Linked DNA regions of Mus musculus: region 2 is linked to region 1. Evidence: chromatin loops called from intact Hi-C (ENCODE). Cell type or tissue: left cerebral cortex. All regions are shown on one strand. Links, peaks and the distances in the headings refer to the core of each region. The heading gives the core; the rest is flanking DNA.

Region 1 (10,539 bases), core at 1-8,000:
ATCTTGCAAAGTCCTTGAGACTTGATAATAAGTGCAGGACAGGGAGTGAGGCTCTCTTGCTCTCTCTTTTCAGCTCTAGAGGCTTTTCTAATAAATTGTGAACCCAAGATGGGGGTTAGGGAACCTCTGACTTATAGCCACAATATGAAGTATGGATAGTATGGAAAGAGCTGCTAAGAGCATTTGTTCTTGCCGAGGACCCAGGTTTGGTTCCCAGCACCCACATGGCAGTTCATAACCATCTGTAACTCCAGTTCCAGGGGATCTGACATTGTCTCTGGCCTCTGCCAGCATCTGCTTCACACGGTACATACATGCAGACAACACACACACACATAAAATAACAAAATCTAAGAGGAAATGTAGGGGTAGCCAGGGACTTGGTGCTGGCATCTGAGGTGGGGAGCCATCTTTGGGGGCCCTGTGCGGACTATGGCAACCCTGAACAGTTAGTGTCAGAGCTGAACTAAATTTTTGGACCCCCCCCCCCCAGTTAGTGCTTGGAGAGCTGGAGAGATGACTGATGTAAGAAGCCAGAAGTAATCCATTCACACATCTGTGAGAGCTGTGTTTGTGTAGCTCTATCTAGCAAGACCTTCTGAGCATGCCCTGACCGGAGCCCTGGGCCTCAAATTCTTGGCCAGATCCTCTATGTGAGACCCAGACACAATGGCCAACACCTTCCCATTCTTGCTGTTGTTGGGGAAAACTAATGTTTGAAGTGTTTACCCCGAGTCATGTGGGGGTGGGAAGATGGACTACAGTTTAGATCTCATGTCCCCCCAAAGGCCCACCCGTTGAAGGTTCAGTCCCCAGACTCCATTGGCATTGGGACATGGAGCCTGTAGACAGTGGGGCCCAGTGGGAGGAAGATGGACCATTGAAGGAAAGCCCCTTGAATATTGGGACCCCGCCCTCTTTATTTTCCTTCTTCTGATTCCAGGCCAGTGCGAGATTCCCTCCAAGATGCTTCACTAAGAAATGTCTCGGGCTGGTGAGATGGCTCAGTGGGTAAGAGCACCCGACTGCTCTTCCGAAGGTCCAAAGTTCAAATCCCAGCAACCACATGGTGGCTCACAACCATCCGTAACAAGATCTGACGCCCTCTTCTGGTGTGTCTGAAGACAGTTACAGTGTACTTACATATAATCAATAAATAAATCTTTAAAAAAAAAAAAAAAAGAAATGTCCCAACCATGAGTCAAAACTGACACCGTGAGTCAGGCTAAACCTTTGCCTCTATCCCCTTGACTATAACAGGTTAATTGTCACCGCAGTGGTCAGCCAACACATAAAGGCCGACTGGGCCAGAGGGAGCTGTGGGCTTTCCTAGAAGTGAGGCTGTTCTGACAATGCTTCCCACCAATCTTGGCACTGTAGCTTTGTAATACAGACTTCCAACATACCTTCCCTGGCCCTGCATCTCCTGGATTTGAAGAATGGGGGCCTTACAGAGAAGCTTCCACAAAGAATTTGTACAGAGCAACCTGACAAAGACCCACACACCTTGTGTTCTTGGCAGAAAAACCAGGGAGAGGGCCCAATGCCACAAGAGGCTCATTTAAGTGACTCTGAGGACCAAGGACACAAGAAAACCCTGCTTCTCTTCTCTTCTCTTCTCTTCTCTTCTCTTCTCTTCTCTTCTCTTCTCTTCTCTTCTCTTCTCTTCTCTTCTTTCTCCCTTCCCCTCCCCTCCCCTCCCCTCCCCTCCCCTCCCCTCTCCTCTTCTTTTCTTTATTTTTTGACAACCGAATTTACTAAAGGAGCCTCGGATGTCCTCACAGAGCCACAGGAGTGGGGTTTGGAAGGACAAGTCGGTGTTAGTAGAGGCCAGAGAGCAGAAAAGACCTCAGGACTGGTATGACCATTTTTGAATCAAGACCCTACATAAACCTCTCCTGGGCATGGCTTCTACCCAGGAAATTGAAAGAAGATATGGGTGATGGGGTGGGCAGGATCTCCAGATAACCAGAATCCAGATTGCATGAAAGAAATGGAAGCTACACCAATTGTCCAGGTGACGCTTGACCCCTCACGCTTTCTGCTCAGTGGAGGCAATGGGCAGCAGTGCTGTGTCCATCTGGGCTCTGCAAAAACCAGACTCCAGGTGGCACTTCCTAAGACGTGTATTCTGGAGAGCTCAGCTGCCATCAAGGAGCAGGATGGACCTGAGGTCTCAAAATTCACACGGCAGCTGCAGTCACAGCTGCAGGCTGCTGATTATTGTCACCATCATTTGAGTCTGTCGAACTGATGACAGCAAAATAACCTGAGTTGTGTCTCTCACAGTCCTGCAGGCTGGTGAGTCCTCCATTGAGACAAACAGCCCTTCTTCACGTGCCTTGGTAGCATTGCTTTCTGGCTCGTGGACGGTGCCTTCTTTGCCTTCATCTAACTGTGGTTCTCAACCTGTGGGTCGTGACTACTTCGGGGTCAAATGACCCTTTCACAGGGGTCACCTAAGACCACTGGGAAACACAGATCTTTACATTATGTTTCCTAACAGTAGCAAAATTACAGTTATGAAGTAGTAACGAAAATAATTTTATGATTAGGGTCACCACAGCAGGAGGAATTGTGTCAAAGGGTCACAGCGTTAGGAATGTTGATAACCACTAATATAATGGCAGGCAAATGTGTCCTCAGATCACCTTAGGAAAGGGCACTAGACCTTGGTTACAAGGTCTCCAGCCCCATGACCTCGTCCCCTCCCAGGCCTACTGTCTCAGGAGTTAGAATTTATCACAGCCATGGGACATTAACGTTCACACATAACAGTGGTAAAGACAGACGTATGCAGTGTATAATCCTAGCTGGATGTGGTGGTGCACTCTTGAAATTCAAGCACTTCAGGGATGGGAGGAAGGACGGACTGGAGGATTGTGAGTTTGAAGCCAGCCTACATAATGAAACTCTGTTTAGAAAACAACTCTATAGTTCCAACCATTTAACAGCACTGGGTCCGTTCACACTTGGGTACCCAATGGCACTGCGCATCCTCAGAACTTTCCATCTTTCCAGCTCAAACACGGTGGTGCACCAGGAAACAGACTCTCACTCCTCCCACCCCACCCCAAAGCTGGGGGCAGAGTTATTCATCCTGGGACCTCTGTTTCTTCTCTCAGTCTCTGACTCACTGAACACTCACTGAACAAGGCCACTTCATAATAACATCTGGTGCTCTCTCCTTCATGACCAGCAGCTCTCCGGCCCTCTCACATTCAGACTTTTTCCTGCATCTCCTTGATCTTCTCCCACCTCTCGGGTTGGCGGGCTCCTGCTTTCTATCTTCCGACTCCCGAGACCTCCTATGGCAGGCACATCAGGCCCTTTCTAGGCCAGCTACCTGACTCTTCCTCAGCCTGCCTCCTCTGCCCCAGTCTCTGCTCTTCAGAGATCCAGGCTCATAGCTTCCTCTTGCCTGGTGATAGGGTTTCCCACTAGAATGTCCTTCAGGACCTGTGAACTGCTCTGGAGTGGACACACTCCAGGGTCTCTCTCGTCCCACTCACATGCCCACCTTCCTCCTGCCTTCTGGGTCTCAGCCATCACTGCCTCAGACTCTTACTAGATGTGACAAGCAGTGTGCCTTTCCACACACAGAGATCTGGGCCGCGCCCAGATAACCCCTGCTATGGTACCCAAATCCCAGATGTGCATGTGTGTCTGTGTATGTCTGTGTGTGTGTGTTTGTGTGTGAGTCGTGTGTGTGTGTGTGTGTGTGTGTGTTTGTGTGTGAGTTGTGCGTGCGTGTGTGTGTGTGTGTGTGTGTGTGTGTGTGTGTGTGTGTGTGTGTGTGTGAGCTGCCAGATGTCAGTGCTGACAATTGTATTTTATTTACCCACACCTCAGTTTTTGAGACAGAGCTCCTTGACCCTAGAGCTCACCAACAGGCTACTCTTGCTGGCCATTGTGCTCCAGGGCTGAGTCTCTGCGTCTAGCGCAAGGATTACTACAGACGTGCCTCACCACGCCGAGTTTTATGTGAGTTCTGGCAATCCAAGCTCCGGTCCTCAAGTTTGTGTGGCGGGCACTTCACCCTCTGAGCTCTGTCCTCAGTCCCTAAGTCACACTTCCAAGCCACACAATCCTGTGACAGTTCCTGCATTCACAGAGCTGTGAAGTCCTTATTACTGGCGATTCCAGAACATTCTGATCAATCCCCAAAGACGCTGTGGGCATTAGCAGGCTCTCCTCCCTCCCTTGAAGCCCTCCAGGGCAGGACAGGGCTCACTGGTCCGCCTGTGGACTTGCTTGCTTGCTTGGAGGTGTTCATCAGAGCCCAGTCTTGCAAAGTCTGGTCTCCGTGTCTGCTTCCTTCTACTTGTTCGTGAAGTGTTTTCCAGGTTCCTCTGTGCCGTGGCATGCGGCACAACTTCATTCCTGTCTATATTTCATCTACCCATTCATCACATGATGGACACCAGTGTTTCCATGGTAATGGCTATTCCGAGACATGCTATTCTAAGGATCAAACACGGGTTTTGTGTGAGCATATGTTTCCAGTTCTCCTGGATACGCATGCAGCCAAGAGTGGAAGGGCTCGGTCAGGTCCCAGCTGTGTTTAGCTTTGTGAGGGGCTGCCAGACCCCTTCCCACATCCACCCCCATGTTCTCCCTTCCCACTAGCAATGTCCAAGGGACATTTCTCCACATCCTCCCCCAGAACTTGTTATTATCCTTCTTCTTCTTCTTCTTCTTTTTTTTTAAATATAGGCATCCCCTTGGGTGTGCCTTCGCTTGTTTTTGTTTTTATATGGTCTGCGGACCAAAGATGACTTTTACATCTTAAAAGAATTATAAACACACATGGGCACACAGAAAGAACACGTGGCAGACTTCATAATGTGGCTCACAAAGCCTAAAATATTGACTGACTAGCCTTTTCGGGACAGCCCCTCCTGTGCTCCTCTGATCTAACCGGAAACCCATCACCAATCCTGTCCCCCACCACCTCCACCACCAACTTTTGTGTGTGAGGACAGCACTTTTGACCTAGGCTCAGGTGAAATTTCATTTCCTTGAGGAAAACTTTCTTGATTCCCTCCACACCCCCAGAAGTATTTCCCTGTGTTCTGTGGCAGCTGCTTCTGTGTAGGACTCACCCCTCCCCTCTTCCTGTATCTATCCCAAGGTCTTCATGTATCCCAGTCTGGCCTACACCTTACTCTGTAGCCAGGGTTGACCTTGAACTTTCTATCTTCCTTTCTCCAGAATGCTAGGGTACGGGCGTATATGACCACACCCTATTTATGTGATGCTGAGGATTGAACCCAGGCCTCTTGCATGCTAGGCAGGCACGCTACCAGTGGAGCCACATCCCTAGCCCCTCAAATAGAGGAGCTGAATGTACAATCGCGTGGCTCTTGATTTTGCCTGTGGACTGTCTCTGAGATCTTTAGGACAGAAACTGGCTAGGGTGGTGCTCAGTGGGGGTGCTGAGCAATACAGTACACACCTGTTGAATTAATGGAGGCACACAGGCCGCTGAGCTGCTTCTCCTCGTTTAGTTTTTGCGTCTGGGTTGTATGTATGTATGTATGCATGTTTGTTTGTTTGTTTGTGACAGGGTCCCGTGTAGCCCAGGCTAGTCTTGAACTCCCAATCCTCCTGCCTCCAACTCCAGAATCCTATGATTATATAGGCACGCACCACCATGCCCAGCTTGAGAACACAAGTTTCCTGGCCTTTGCAAAGCTCATTAGCAGCCAGAGCAGCGCACTTACATTACAAGGCCCCCGTGAGCTAGAGAAATGACTTGTTATTCAGCAGTATTTACTAGATATCTTTGTGCCCAGTGCCACAGCAAGCCACAGGCCATGATCCTGTATGGGTGTCCTGGGTATAAAAGAAAGAGTTGTTTGTGCCCGTGAGAACTGAGTCTGCCAGCCACGCTCTGAAAGTCAGGCTTGATTCAGGCCTCCCCTTCCTTTGACCTGACCAACCCTCCAGGTAACAGTGTGTGATGACTGTGGTCCCCACCCTAAGGCAGAGCAATAGCCTAGATCCCGGGACTCCTTGTAGGGTCACCTCTGAGGCAGGAGCGACCACTTGACTTGCTTTGATGGGTAAATGATGAGTTGGAATTGTACAGATCTCTTTGGGCAACGGCCCTAGGGGCCTTGCACTTTATCCTGTCCCCTTTCCCTACACTGCGAGGCTGTGGGTGGGGACTGCGTGTCTCTCTGTCTGGGCGATGCTGCCAACCAGAACCTTCTGGATCATGTTGGACAAGCTGTGTAGGGTCGGTGACCTGATTTAGCCTGTCCTGTGGGAGTTCAGCTGGGGGAAGCATCTGGGCAAGCATTATAGGAGGTGGGGCTGACCCAGGTCCAGCAGGATGGGTGAGGTGGGACAGGTCGAGGGTGAGAGTGGTGGAAGGGAGGGCCAGATAGATGGACAGACTGACTGACCGACCAACTGAGAGCTGAGGACATGCTGTCCCCTAGACATGGCGGCTGAGATGCCACCGGCAAAGGCCATTCTGTTTCTTCAGGGCGTTAAAAAAAAATGGCATTGAGAGAAAGCACCTCCCCAGGAGGCTCGCTCAACCTGAGCACTTTTTTTTGAGTTCTTGCATGAAAGGATCTGTCATGAGTTTTCACATGGTCCAGCACCAAAGCCTTTCCACTCCGTTCAACCACCCAAATGTCGAGCGCAGACTGAGAGGGCCAACAGCTGCTGTTTTGAGCAGCCCCTCCAGTAGGACCAGGGCTGGAAGTGACTCATGGTCTTATCCAAGAGTCACCTTTGACATCCGGTGACAGCATCATCACCCTGTGTTTTTGTGCCTGAAAGCCAGGTGCTACTGGAGGAAGGCAGCCTGGAATTCTTAGCAGCAGCTTGTCATCGCGTCCTCAGTGTAGGTCACACCATCACTGTCACCGATGAGGGGAGTGAGTGAGCCTGGGCTTTAGGAAGATAAGCTTTGCCCCATGCTTGCTCAGGGCCATCACCGATGTTTTACTGGGGGGAGGGGGGGCTGGCGAGAAACCAGAGGAATGCACATCCCAGCCAGGGTCCCCTGCGGCTGTCAACCACATGTGATTGATCTGGGGTGGCTGGCCTGTACAGGGGAGGCAGAACAATGGCTACACTTACCCACAGGTGACTAAGTCACATTCTTCTGGGCCAAGAAGCCCAGGTGCAGATGTTTTCCTGCAGAGTGGAGCAGAGCTGGGTTTTATGGGCTGCGAACTCCTATCAGTGAGTGATAAGAAGCCCTGGGCCATTGGCTCTTTGGTGATTGGAGAAATAGTCCACAGGCCCAGGATGTGAAATAAATGAGCATGAGTCATTCGTTCTCCAGGGCCAGGCTCCTGCAAGAACATTTATCTATTGATCTCTCTCTCTCTCTCTCTCTCTCTCTCTCTCTCTCTTACCCATCTGTCTCTCCTCTCTTTGTCTCTCTCTCCTGTCTCTGTCTCTCTATTTTCTCTGTCTTTCTGTCTCTGTGTTTCACTCTCTCTTTCCATCTGTTTTTCTTTTCCTCTCTCTGTCTCTCTCCTCTCTGTCTCTGTCTCTCTCCTTCCATCTGTCTGCCTCCTTTTCCTGTCTCTCTCTCTCTGTGTCTCTGTTTCTCTGTCTCTTTCTCTCTGTCTCTCTGTCTCTCTCTCTCTCTGTCTCTCTCTCTCTGTCTCTCTGTCTCTGTCTCTGTCTCTGTCTCTGTCTCTGTCTCTCTCTCTCTCTCTCTCTCTCTCACACACACACACACACACACACAAGGGCCTCTAAGGAAAAAGTGGAATTATCAGGAAAAAAGAATAGACCAAGCCGGGCAGTGGTGATGCATGCCTTTAATCCCAGCACTTGGGAAACAGAGGCAGGTGGATTTCTAAGTTCGAGGCCAGCCTGGTCTACAAAGTGAGTTCCAGGACAGCCAGAGCTATACAGAGAAACCCTGTCTAGAAGAAACAAAACAAAACAATAATAACAACAAAAGAATAGACCATCCCATCCCTAGTGACACAGAAAGTGACATCTGCCTGCAGAGAAGGGTGGTAGCAACTACTGTCAAAAGAAAAGATGCAAGATGTGTTGGGGGCGGGGGCACTATCTGCTTTTGTCAGCAGCCAGGGCCTTCATCACCCAGATTTCCACATGTTAGACCTTGGGTGCTAGGCACCTATCTGATACAACTTCTTGCTCCCTACCCACTACCTCCTCTGCAGCTGCAGTCACCTGCCCAGGAGGGTACTCCAGGACAAACTCCCATGTTGTGGTGGCTTGCCACCTGCTCTGACATGGTAACTGAGGGTAGTTCTGCAGGCATGCGATCATCTAACGTGTCCCAGCGGTTTTGGAGTGCCCAAGTCCAGGGGAGTTCATAAAGCGTAGTTTACAGCTGCTCATCTTCTGTCCTCCAAGAGTCAAGTCCTTCAGGTTGATTCCCACTGCCCTGGGGATGATGGTGGGCACAGGAGGGCCGGCGCTTACAGGACCTTTGTGGACTTTTCCTTCCTGAGACATTTTTTTTGTTGGTTTTTTTTGTTTGTTTGTTTGTTTTGTTTTGTTTTGTTTTTCGAGACATGGTTTCTCTGTATAGCCCTGGCTGTCCTGGAACTCACTTTGTAGACCAGGCTGGCCTCGAACTCAGAAACCCTCCTGCCTCTGCCTCCCGAGTGCTGGGATTAAAGGCATGCGCCACCAGGCCCGGCTCCTGAGACATTTTTAATAGCTAAAAGCTGCAGGTCTAAAAACCACCATCGGGAAAACAGTCTTAAGTGGTTTTATCTAATCTCGGGCCCAAGTCAATGATCAGAGTATTATGGGTAAAAATGAGTCATACGCCCTCTCATTGTCAAAGTCAGAGGGCTCCTGGCTCTGTCCCCTTCTACCCTGGTTGGGGTTCCAGGGTCCCTCAGAGCCTTAGTTGGATGCTGAGGACACTGTGCGTGTTCTTTGACTGAAGTCTCCTCTTTGATTGCACTGTGCCGCCTTTTTATCTCTTCCCTTCTCCGAGGGTGCCACCAGAAGCCAGGTGACTCCACTAGACTCCTACAGCGCAAAGAGGGTGATGTCGTGCTACCCACGGTTGGCACAAAGGGAACAGAGTTGATACTAAGAGCTGATTTCTTTTTTTTTCCTGACTGCTCATTGTAGGATGGGGAGAGAGAGAGAGAGAGAGGATTGAGAGAGAGGGAGATTGAGAGAGAGAGAGTGTCTGGCATTTCTCCCAAGCATTTCACCCACAAACCGGTTTAGGCCAGTGAGACAGGATGTTCTGCAGAGCAAAGATCATGTGACCGCCCCGTGTGAACAGACAGATGGTGTATCATTAACAAGCTAGCTTCAGGGTTGCATTTCTCTGGCTCCAGGGTGTCAGTGACCCCAGAGATTTAATTAAAAACATAAAAAAATAAATAGTGACAGAGGCCAAAGTTTCATCCTGTTTAGACTCAACATTGTAGTCATTGTGTGTGTGTTGGGGGGTGTGGGTATGTGCTCCTTCTGTTGCAGGGTCTGTGACCTGCCCAAGGGAAACAGGGTTAGTCAGGGGGCATCTGCAGGTTAGCCCCTTGGTGGGTGAGCTTCAAACAGTCACTGTGGCCAGTCACCAGCTCTCTGGCACCCTGTTTCCTAGGGAGACTGAAAGGCTGATTGGAGCTCAGAGACTGCAGAGGACCCAGCTGGTCCACACAGGAGATGGTCAGGATCCCTTTGTGCTAATCGGAAGTATCCAGGTAGGAGAAGAGGCCGTTGTATGTCAGGAGATCCCAGCCTACAGAGGATGCTTTCAGCCCAGCAGAGCCTGGCTCCTCAGCTGCTCTCCAAGCTGTCTGCTGTCAGGTCTTGAGGTTGGGCTCTGGAAGGCTGAAGCTGGAGTTGAGCCCATGAGCATCCTCTAGGCTCACCAGGAGGACATGCTGGCACGGAAACAGGCAGAGGCAGGGAGGCAGAGGGAGGTTGTGTGAGCAGGGTCATGGATTCTCCGCATGACATCTGAGGAAAATCAAATCTAGTCCTTTGGCAGGTACTGGCTTGCAGAGCCCTGTGTGACTGACACATGGGCCTAGACCACCGGCAGCAAGGGGCCAATGGAGTGTCATAAGGAGGAATTCTTTGGATGAGACACAATTAATCTTTTCCAGGTGACAATTCATTTTGTCAACTGAAGTTGCTCTTAAGGGGACACATTGAAAGGTCTTCCTATGTAGCCCAGGCTCCTCCTACCCCATGTTGCTTTAAACACTGATTTAGGATTTATTTGTAGTGTATGTGTGTGAGTATTTTGCTTGCACATAAGCACAGCACCTATGTGCAGGGTCATTGGAGCCCAGAAGAGGTCAGGAGTTACAGATGCTTAAGAGCTGCTGAGTCATGCTGGGAACTGAACCCAGGTCCTCTGGAAGAATGGTAAGTGCTCTCAACTGCTGGCCATCTCTCCAGCTCCTGCTTTCAACTGGGTGTGGAGAGATGCTCCGCAGTCAGGAGCACATGTACACCCAATCATGTGTGCACACACAAATACATATACACCCAATCATATGTGCACACACAGATACATATACACCCAATCATGTGTGCACACACACAGTC
Region 2 (10,556 bases), core at 984-8,983, 98 kb before region 1:
GAAGGGGCAGGGAGTGTCTGGCTAAGGACAATAAGGGATGGAGGGGCAGTGAGGAGCAGTGTGAGGCACTGCGGGACTTATAGAGAACCTCACTAATTGATCTAGGTAGTTAAGGGACGGTGTGGGAAAGGAAGGGACAGAATGGAAAGGTGAGGGGCAGCGCAGAAAGGTGAAGGACAAAGGGGACTGGGCAGTGGGCCATGCTGTGTGGGCAGGATCAGGGAGGCCTCACTCCAGGCTCCTCTGTACTTGGCTTGGCCTCCAGCAAGGCTAGGCTGATCCCGGGCACCTCCCCCAAACCTGCCCCCAGCCCTCTTGGCTTACCTGTCAAAGTGCTGTTCTCCATGTCTTTTGGCCCCAGGGTGGCCGCTGATGCCCAAGGACAAAACGCCATCAAGTCTACAGGGAGGAGGGTTCGTGGGGCAGAAATCCGGTGATGCAACTTAGGTTTATAGTTTAACCGTAAAATAAATAATACAATGATAAACCAGAGTAGTTCAAGAAAAAAGGCAAACAGACAGAAGCCCTCCAGTTTGGACTAGTACAAATTCCTCTTAATGGCACTCCACAGAGTAGAGAGCGCAGACCTATGGCTGACCTCTGTGGTCCGCACACAGAGCCCTTCCTGCACTGCAGCAAGAATGCCTGATAGTTATAGGCTTAGCACCACCTAATTGAGCCAGTTTAACATATGGAATGAGGTGCTGGCCTCATTATCTGGTTAACTATTAACTTTGTGCCCCACGAACCAAGTTGCTTCTTCCAGTATTGACTTGATTTTTTTTTTTAATTGAACTCAAAGGCCTTAACTTTAAACTCAAGGCCTGATGCACTGGATTTTTAAAAAGAAAAGAAAACTCTAAAGTCTTGCTTTGCCCACTCTCAGCGGCAGGCTACCAGGATGTTAGAAGGTTCCTCCCCTCTTTCTGATGGTCCCTACTGGCCTGTAGGGGCTGCTGGGTTGCTTCCACACCCACGCTCCTAGCAATTCAATTCTCCCATCTTTTCTTATGGCCATTCTCTTAGTAGTATTTTAATCTTATGGAAATTGGTCATTGCCACATTGTCTATTTATTATTTACTATTTATTAACATTTATTATTTACTTGTTTAAGTTTTGGTGGGTTTTAAGACAGTTTTACTCTGTAGCCCAAGCGGGCCTACAACTCACTCTACACAGCTCAGGTTAACCTCAAGCTTGGTCATCCTTTGGGCTCCAGTGTATTGAGATTTACAGGCATGAAGTCAACACGGCCAGCTTGACTCGGTTTTGTTGAAAGTCACAGAAAATCCTCTTGCCCCCCACCTTTGCTATTCCTGTTTTATCTGTATGCTATGTAAATAGCCTCCCTGTCCCTCCTTGTGTGTGTGTGTGTGTCCTCCCCTCCGTGTGTGTGTCTATGTGTCCTCCCTCCGTGTGTGTGTGTGTGTGCATGTATGTATGTGCATGTGTGTCCTTCCCTCCATGTATGTAATGTGTATGTGCCTATTTGTATGTGCATATATGTGTGTGTATGTGCATGTATGTATATGTGTATATGCTTGTTTGTATGTGTGTGTGTGTGTGTGTGTGTGTGTAAGATCTCCCTCAGAACAAGCCCTCACAGTAGAGCATTTACTATATGGGAATTCAGTGAGGTCCAGTTTCATCGGAGAAGAGCCCTAGTTACTCTGATTTCCAGTTGCCACAATGCAGTTGTAATGTGTGCTCTAGCCTTATTAGCATGCTTTTATATTCCCCTATTCACAAAACAGTGATAATCTCCACAGCAACCGCGGGATACACCCCTCTGTAGAGAAAGAAGACCAACAAGATCCTCCTTCTGCACTTGGGAGCTGGAGGATGTGCTCATGTTTTGGTAAATCATCATCAAAACAAAACAAAAAAAAAAAAGTCAGAGAATCACTTGAGTAATTCACGATTAATCTGGGTTTTTCCTTGGACCAACTTTAAACTTACAACAGAAAACATTTAGTTTCCTAGTTTTTCTGAGGGGAGGCAATTAGAGCTTCTACCTCACTGACTTTAGCTCATAATTATTCATACACTGAAGCTTTCTCAGCTGTGGAGGAAAATGTATACTCTACAGGCTACTTAGCGGTGTTGTATAATGACGCTGTTATACCAGAAACGCTGTGGAAGAGTTTGAGAAGAGTTCAAAGTGAAAATGCTCAGCCAGTCATGTGACAGGGTCCTGGAGGATTGATCGCGTACTGTTCATTGACCTTTAATAGTTCAAACGCCAGGACGGAGAGTTAGAGAAACGCTCTCCTTGCCTCCAGCCTATCTTGTTCTAAATTGTCTCTGTCTAGAAATTGAAAGCTTTTCCCCTTTCCTTTCCTTTCCTTTTCTTTTCTTTTCTTTTCTTTTCTTTTCTTTTCTTTTCTTTTCTTTTCTTCTCTTTTCTTTTCTTTTCTTTTCTTTTTGTTCATTTCCTCTTTCTTTCTTTCTGTCTGTCTGTCTTTCTTTCTTCCCCTTTTTTCAAGACAGGGTCCCTCTTTGTAGCCCTGGCTGTCCTGGAACTCACTTTGTAGACCAGGCTGGCCTTGAACTCAGAGATCCACCTGCCTCTGCCTCCCGAGAGCTGGGGTTAAAGGTTTTTGCTACCATAGCCCAGCTCCAAGTTTTCACTTTGTTAAAGTCTTTCAAAGTTTGCTTTGCTTTGAGGCCGTTCCCCCCCAAAGAATTCTGATTAGCTGGTTTCTTTAAAAGCAGAATTGAACACAGTATCTTAAAGCATTAGTTTTTTTTTGTCATGTTGACCCAGTTTGTCAGTTTGCACCATTCCACTCTTGGAGTAAGAACAAGGTTGGGGTTCTGGCTCAGGAGCCTGAGACTCATGTGGGGTACTTTCCCCTTGCTCTCTCAAAGAAATCCAGCATGTCTTGCCTAAGCATAAATGTGTCACATGGAACTTTAGCGAATGTATGTTTATATTTTGCTCTTGGCAGCCTATATAAAAAAGTACACACATTTTTGTATTCTTCTTGTCTTTTATCTACTTCCTTTAAAGACAAATATTTAAGAGAGAAATACTTTTTGCATTTCCTTATTAATCATAGGGCCTTTGTTTCTGTCAATAGAGAATGCATATCACACACTTTTCACTAGATGTAGATGAGCGCTATAAAAACGCATGCACGGTGGAAAATTTACATTTCTTAGTTGTCACCTGATTAGTGTACCACACTGTTGGAAACAACCACACATAGGCATGCGTAGGCACACACACATATCTGCAGCAAACTCTGTCTTATTTTAAAGCCTGCATGAGCACCTGAGATTCAGAGTCCAGATGGCTCAGCTGGTAAAGGTGCCGGGTGCCAACCCTGATGACCTGAGTTCAGCCTCTGAGACTCACAGGCTGGAAGGAGAGGGCTAAGTCCTTCCATTGCCTTCTGACCTCCACCTGTACTCACGCAGAAATGAGCAAATGAAAATTTAGAAAACTGTAAGAAATGCCTGGGAAGGAACTGAAAGGGGGCTTAGGGGTGGACTTGATCAGAGTACATTACAGACATGTATAAAATCCTCAGATGATGATGATAATAATATAGAATCCTGAGGCTCACTCATAAGGAGTGCTTCCTGATAGCAGAGGCCTCCACTGAGCCATGAACTTAACTGCTCCGTGAAAAGTACCACACGCATGCACGTGCATACACATACATACACACACAAACATGCACCACATACACACAGTGCACACACATACAACACACAACACTACATACACACACATGCACCATATGCCACACACCACACACACACAGACAGACACACAATGCACACACACATAATACACATACTCCACATACAGACATGTCCTATATACCACTCACACATAACACACACCAAACACACCACACACACAAACACAGGGTTTAGGGGTAACATGTGGCCTGTGAGAAGACTGAGTATGGTAGTTGTGTTAGAATTTTTGAGTCTGTAGTTTGGAGTGTTTTAGGGACAGGACCTGACTTCTTTTCCTCAGTATAAAGGCGGACTATGTCATTTGTTTTCAATTGAGTCACCTTTTGTGTACCTAAGGCTTCCTTAACAAACACTGCCTTTTCAATTCTAACCCATCTCTAGAAGCTTACAGATTTAAGACCTTTCCAGCAGCCTGTGCGTCGACTTACTTAGATACGGAGTCTAGACGTTTATTGAGTTAGTTTTCTCAAGTTTCTTTGCGTGTTTTCACAGTTAAGCTTGTGTCCGAAGAACACACTGTATTTCCTATTAGCTGGCCAGTAGGGTGTGCTCTAGTCCCTTGCCAAATTAATTAATTAAAATATTAATGTAAACTCTTCATTAAGAGATTTCGGAAACTAATTTTATGTCTTTGTGACTACCGGCACATGTAGGGCGTGTTTCTATAGACACACGTTACATATACATACATAGTACAGATGGAAAGTTTAATTATGCTGTTGAATAAAGAGAGCTTTATCTGCTTAGCACTTCAGCTTAGACCTAAAATAATTTGGTTTTTTTGTTTTTTTTTTATTATTCCAAGTAAAGATGAATAAGGAAGAGCTACAGTAGCAGGCATGGTGTTCCCTGCTTGTAATCCCAGCAACCTGGAGCTTGAGGAGGAAGGCTTGAGAGTCCAGAGCATCCTGGGCTACATCTGTCTCAAGTAAAAACAAAGTGGGAAGGGGTGGGGGAATGCAGTCTGTGGAAATGTGTGTTTGAACCATCACTTAGTCCTCAGAAGCAATAAGAATACGTCTTTGTGCAAATTATTTAACCTCTGGGTGTCCAGTAACTTGGAAATAGGAGTGGTTCTTACTCTAGTAGGGCTATTAGACAAACAGATTAACATGGTCAGCATGTAAAACATTGCTCAGGGACAGTTAGAGTTCAATAAATGTTGTTATGTTATTGGTTCTATTGTTAGCTTCATTGTTATGGTCATATATCCTCCGAGAGGTGTTTAAATATCTTTTGCTATAAAATTCCCCAATTCTAGATTGTTAACTATACCTGAAACAATCTGTGGAAGAGGTGATTTCATTGCCTCCAGAGCGCAATGATTGATGGGATGTTTTCCCTGACTTGTAGCATCTCCTCTTCCGAGGCAGTCAGATCTAACAACAGGAGTGAAGGTCCCAGCTTCTCACTAACCTGAAGGCAAGGTGTAAAGTGGCTCTTAAGTCTGTGGCATCTACCCCTCCGTTGCCATCACACACATGCGGGGCAGGGAGGGGGGGTGTTTCCCTCCAGAGCACAGTAGACTTCATCTGCACAGAAGCCTAAAGCCCCTGCAGAACCCTCTATGTGAATGGCTTTGTGAATTTCTCTGGGATGCGAGGACAATGGATATGCTCAATGATTGGGTATTAATATGAAGACATTTGTATAAAGATGTTCATAAACACACACACACACACACACACACACACACACACACACACACACACACCATGTCGCAGCACTGTAAAGCTGAGAGCTAGGTTGGTAAGATGATCTCTTTTCCTGAGTTTTCTTGTCCTTCATGGCTGCCTCACACAATGGGTTTCTTTGAGGAGTTAGCGAGCCCTCTGCTGCGGTGCTCCCTCGCGTGTGCTGCGCGGGTCTGGAGTAAATCGACTTCCCAGCACCCGAGTGGGAGAAAGAGCTGCTTCAACTGGTGTGACTGCTGGTTCTCACGGAAGAACTAAGTTGAAGTTCGGAACAGGGTGTGAGCGATGGGGCCGTGAACGTGGGGAGTCTGTTGTGTTTGTGGCTCATGGCAACCCTGGGATGCCCAATTAAAAAAACAAAAAAACTGTGAGCAGTGGAGTTTAGTCCTTGGTAAGGGGTATAACAAAGCATTCACTCACTCAAGTCAAATTTAGCAAGCTGCCTCCCACTTGTCAATCACAGATCTAGCACTGGGTATACACTGGTAAAAGAGTGAATATAATTTTTGTTTATATTATATTTGTTATATAGAAACTTACAGTCTAGTGGGAGAGAAAGATGGCAGACAATGGCGTGGTGGCACACACCTTTAATCCTGGTACAGAGGCAAAGGCATGTGAATGTCTGAGTTCTGGGCTAGCCTGGTCTAGGACAGCCAGAGCTAAATAGTGAGACTCTGTCTCATAAAATAAAACAAGTGCTAAGCCAGAGGATAGTGGTGACAGGAGATCGAGTGTATCAGGAGACCAAGTGTGTCAGGAGACTGTGTCAGAAGACTGTGTCAGAAGACTGAGTGTGTCAGGAGACCAAGTGTGTCAGGAGACCAAGTGTGTCAGGAGACCGAGTGTGTCAGGAGACTGTGTCAGGAGACTGTGTCAGAAGACTGAGTGTGTCAGGAGACCAAGTGAGCAGGGCTGGCAGTAGATGGGCGAGACATTCTGAGACCCTGGTGAAGTATGACAAGAGGTGGTCTATCTGAAGAGCCTGCAGAAAGGAATAGCCCAGCGTGGGAGAGAGCTTCGTGCAACAGGACAGCGGAAGGCTCAGGCTGAAAACAGGAGGAGGGCACCGCAGGCATCTCCAGCATAACTGATATGGAGAAAGGAGGTGGCCGCAGTTGGAGAGGAGCAGAATGAGATTTTAGAAACGGATTCCAAGCTTCTCATGGAGCTGGAATCAGCAGGCCTTTGAGATCTCGCCCACGAGAGACAGGAAGGGAGAAGTCAAGGATGAGCTGAGCTTTCTGTCTTTAAGTGGCTGGGTGACTGTGCTGATGGAGATATAGGGAGAGACAGAGGGACTTCGAGTTAGAGCACAGGTGGGACTGGCGAACACGGTCTGATTCTGGCATTAAAGCTGTCGCTCTCCATTCCTCAGGCTACGCTTTTCTCATCATGAATGAATGTGTTTGACACCTTCGAGGTTGCATGGTTGCACATGCATGTGTGGGTTTCCCAAGTTCTTCTTTTTTTTTTTCACAGTCCACGAAGGCTTTTTATTTATGCTTTACATTTAAAAAAAGAATCCCAGGATTTTCCCTCCTGTATGTTTTCGTCTTGCCTCTTCATGGTCCATAATGCTAGCCGAGGTTGTCAGCACAATGAAGCCAAACTGACGTGAAGGGAGCAGGTTGTTCTGCCATTTCTCTAGGTCTTTGAGTTGAACATCAAATCTAGGGCTTATAACGCCACACTTGTTCAACCTTCCTGTGAGGTTCACAACGATCTTCCCAGCTCTGTGATCATCAATGATCTAGAATTCACCAATGTACCCGTGCTTCATCATCACGGTTAAGAACCGAACGATGACTTTAGAACATGGCCTGATGAGGACCTGACGTTTGCCTCTCTTCTCAGCGTTGTTGATGCTCTTGAGAACATCCGCCAGAACATTCATTCGCACCATGGTGGTGGCGAGGGAAGATGGCAGAAAGCCAAGTTCTTGATACGACATTAAGGCGAATGAGTTTTGCTCTGTTGTGCCTTAGGGGATTGTGAGTAGTGAAAGCCACTGGGAAAATACAAGACCGGAGCTTAGATTCCCTGATTTGGGGACATAAGAAAACCAGTGCTGTTAGCGAGCTCTGCCTGCTGCATCAGGAGACCCGTCAGGACATCCGAGGTGACCAGTGCTCATTCCACGAATATTTAACAATTGAATGCATTTCAGATGGCCATACCTTCTAAGAGTAAAAATTAGAGCAATTTCCAGTCATTTTGAGCTTTCTGGAGGCGTCTCCTCCCCTTCAACGATTTCGTCCACCTCCTTAATTAGAGCGCAGGACACGCAAGCAACCACCTTGATTATAGGTATAGGCTTAATCCTAGGATGAGATGTGGATGAGCAAAGTAGCCCAAGAGACAAAAAAAATGTAAAGGAAGATTCACTGGAGAAAAGCCAGAGACTTGACATCCTTACAAAAGCTTCAAGAATTAGATGGAAGCACTCTAAAATAAGCAAACAGCCGCAGACAGAGCAGGCTTTTATGCCCAGAGCCCTCAATCAGCGATCCACAGCATGGCGGTAAGCTGGCCCAAGCAGAAAATGGAACGCCTATTCATATTCTCGCGAAGCTTTTATAAATAGGATGAATGTCTGAATTTGGGGATTAGCAATAATACCCAATAATAGCGGACACTTTGTAGCGTTTACTCAGGACTGGGCATGATGTAAGGTTTTAGATAAATTAACTTCCCATGCTGTTATACCATGGAACAAGGGGATGGTTAGCCAAGTTCTGTCAGCATTATTATTTTTTTTTCTTTTGCTACTAATAGATCTCTTCCCCCATAAATAACACGAGGCATTCAGTGGGTGGGCATGAAAGGACTGGGGGGTGAAGCCGAAGGCACAGCTCTAACCAGGGATTCCCAGGAGGCTGGTGGGGGCTGGCCTTCACTTGACTTTCAACTTCCCTCCTCTGTGATGGCTTCATTTTTAGGTTTCTTGGTGGCATAAGGACTGACAGCAGACCCTAACGCCCTCCAGCTAAAATATAAAGGAGCCTATTTTGTGGCTTGAACAAAACCCTGGATCCAAGTCTCTCTGGTCCAGACTGAAGGCCAGAGAAGTACACTGCTTCCATTGGAGAAGGCAGTTCTCAGACTGGCCAAGCCTGAGCAGGCACCCAGCTTTGTGACTGGCAGTACAAATGTCTTGTTTTCTCTCTGTGGCCCTGGGGAATGGTCACTCTGTAGCCCAGGTTGGCCTTGAACTCACAGGGATTGCTTCCCTCTGCTTCCCAAGTGCTGGGTTTTTGTTGTTGTTGTTGTTGTTTTTACCCTTTTGTTTAAATGTGTTTACTTATGACATTTTATGGGTGTCTCAGTTAACTTTTCTATTGTGAAACAAACAAACAAACAAACAAACCCACCACGACCAAAGCAACTTCCAAACATAAGCATTTAATTGTTTATAGTTTCAGAAGGTAAAGCCATGCTCTTCATGGCACAGAGCCCAGCAGCAAGCAGGCAGGCCTGGTCCTGGAAAAGAGTAGCCGAGACAGTGTCTGATTCACAACCATGAGGCAGCAGAGGAGGGAGCGAGGGAAAGAGGGAGGGAGAGATACATAGACAGAGAGAGAGAGAGAGAGAGAGAGAGAGAGAGAGAGAAATTGAGAGACAGACAGAGACAGAGAAAGGAGAGAGAACACTCAGCAATTGATAACTAGACTTCTGAAACCTCCAAGTCCACTCCCTGGGACACATACACCTCCTCCAACAAGGCTGTGAGCTGCCCAGCCCTTCTCAGACAGTTCCACAACTGGGAGCCAAACATTCAGATGTATGATCCTAGGGAGGTCATTCTCATTTAAATCACCATGACGCGTGCCTTACCTGCATGTATGTATGTGCAATATATGCACGCCTGCTATCCTTAGAGGTAAGTGCAGGGAACCGAACCCAGGTCCTCTGCAAGAGCAGGGGCTCCGAACCACTGAGCCATCTGTCTGCCCACCCATCTTTGTTTGTTTGTTTGTTTGTTTGTTATTTTTTGAGGTTTTTTGAGACAGGGTTTCTCTGTGTAGCCCTGCCTGTCCTGGAACTCACTCTGTAGACCAGGCTGGCCTCAAACTCAGAAATCCGCCTGCCTCTGCCTTCCAAGTGCTGGGATTAAAGGCGTGCGCCACCACTGTCCGGCCCTGCCCACCCATCTTACCTTGAAAACAATGTGTGTGTGTATGTTTGTGTGTGTGTGTGTGTGTGTGTGTGTGTGTGTGTGTGTGTGAGTGTGTGTGCCAGTGCATGAATGTGCAGGTGAACATATGTGTGTTCGTCCACAGAGCTTCCAAAGTATTGTCCTACCAGCTTCTCATATCAAGATCGATGAAAACTTGGCCATGATTCTATTTGGTTTTTCTTCTTCTGGCATTAAGTATTCTCTGTTGTACATTGCAATTTATTTACAGCAGGTCTATGGAAATTATTTTTGTTCTGAAGATAACTGTTTCATGAAAGTTTTATTCATTGTTTCAATTGCTTTTCCTCCCAGTATCTGATTAAATGATTATCCCTTTATTCTTTCCTATCTTTCTACTCTTGTATGTTTGACTTCCTTCTTTCCGTTGGCTTTTTGTGTAATTTCTTCACATCTGTTCTTCAATTTGCTATTGCTCTCTTCTGGTATCACTGCTACTTTAATTGAGTTTATAACATCAATTATATGCTTGAAAAAAATTTTTTTAGAACTTTTAGGTACGGTATTTGGCTCCATTAAAGCACTAGTAAACATTTTTGGTGACTTCTTTCCTGTTTGACGCCTTTTGTTTGGGTTTTTGTTGTTGTTTATTTGTTTGTTTGTGGTTTTAAAGTCAATATCTTACTTAGTCTGTAGTCCAGGTTGACCTCAATCGCACAGTGACTTGCCTGTCCTACCTCCTGGGGTCACAGGTGTGAGCGCTTTATTTCTTGAATGATAGCAAATACATTCAACATTTGATACCTAATGGTCCCCGTGTTTGTGACTTGTGACTTATTTGTGCAGTTGGGCTTGCCCTTCATTCTACTTTTTGTAACTCATTTTCTCAACTTTTTTGTGCTGAATAAAATTGAATTTTAGACTGGGAATATATATATATATATATATATATATATATATATATATATATATATATCCCCGTACTGCACAAAGTGGGTGCTGGCCTGTG

The links. Peaks named below come from ENCODE experiments on the same cell type or tissue, not always from the same donor. Only the 100,000 strongest peaks of a DNase experiment are listed, where the experiment ranks them.
Region 2: it touches region 1 in a loop (2.1-fold over the local background); 3 of 42 quality-filtered maps call a loop at or near these places.

The regions. Positions count from the first base shown.
Region 1 is chr4:150,744,969-150,755,507 of GRCm38, reverse strand. No RefSeq gene overlaps it. Among named protein-coding and RNA genes, the nearest start is that of Gm36600, 45 kb to the right of the region's middle. In left cerebral cortex, for the core only: no CTCF peak of the experiment used is centred there; DNase peaks (open chromatin) are centred at 3,091 and 4,475; H3K27ac peaks cover 696 bases.
Region 2 is chr4:150,843,874-150,854,429 of GRCm38, reverse strand. It overlaps 1700045H11Rik (RIKEN cDNA 1700045H11 gene), which reads left to right. Exons shown (of 4, transcript NR_040649.1): 2 at 1,771-1,859; 3 at 4,521-4,643. It also overlaps the pseudogene Rps15a-ps3 and a transcript of Errfi1 not described here. Among named protein-coding and RNA genes, the nearest start is that of 1700045H11Rik, 5.8 kb to the left of the region's middle. In left cerebral cortex, for the core only: a CTCF peak has its summit at 4,256; a DNase peak (open chromatin) is centred at 7,900.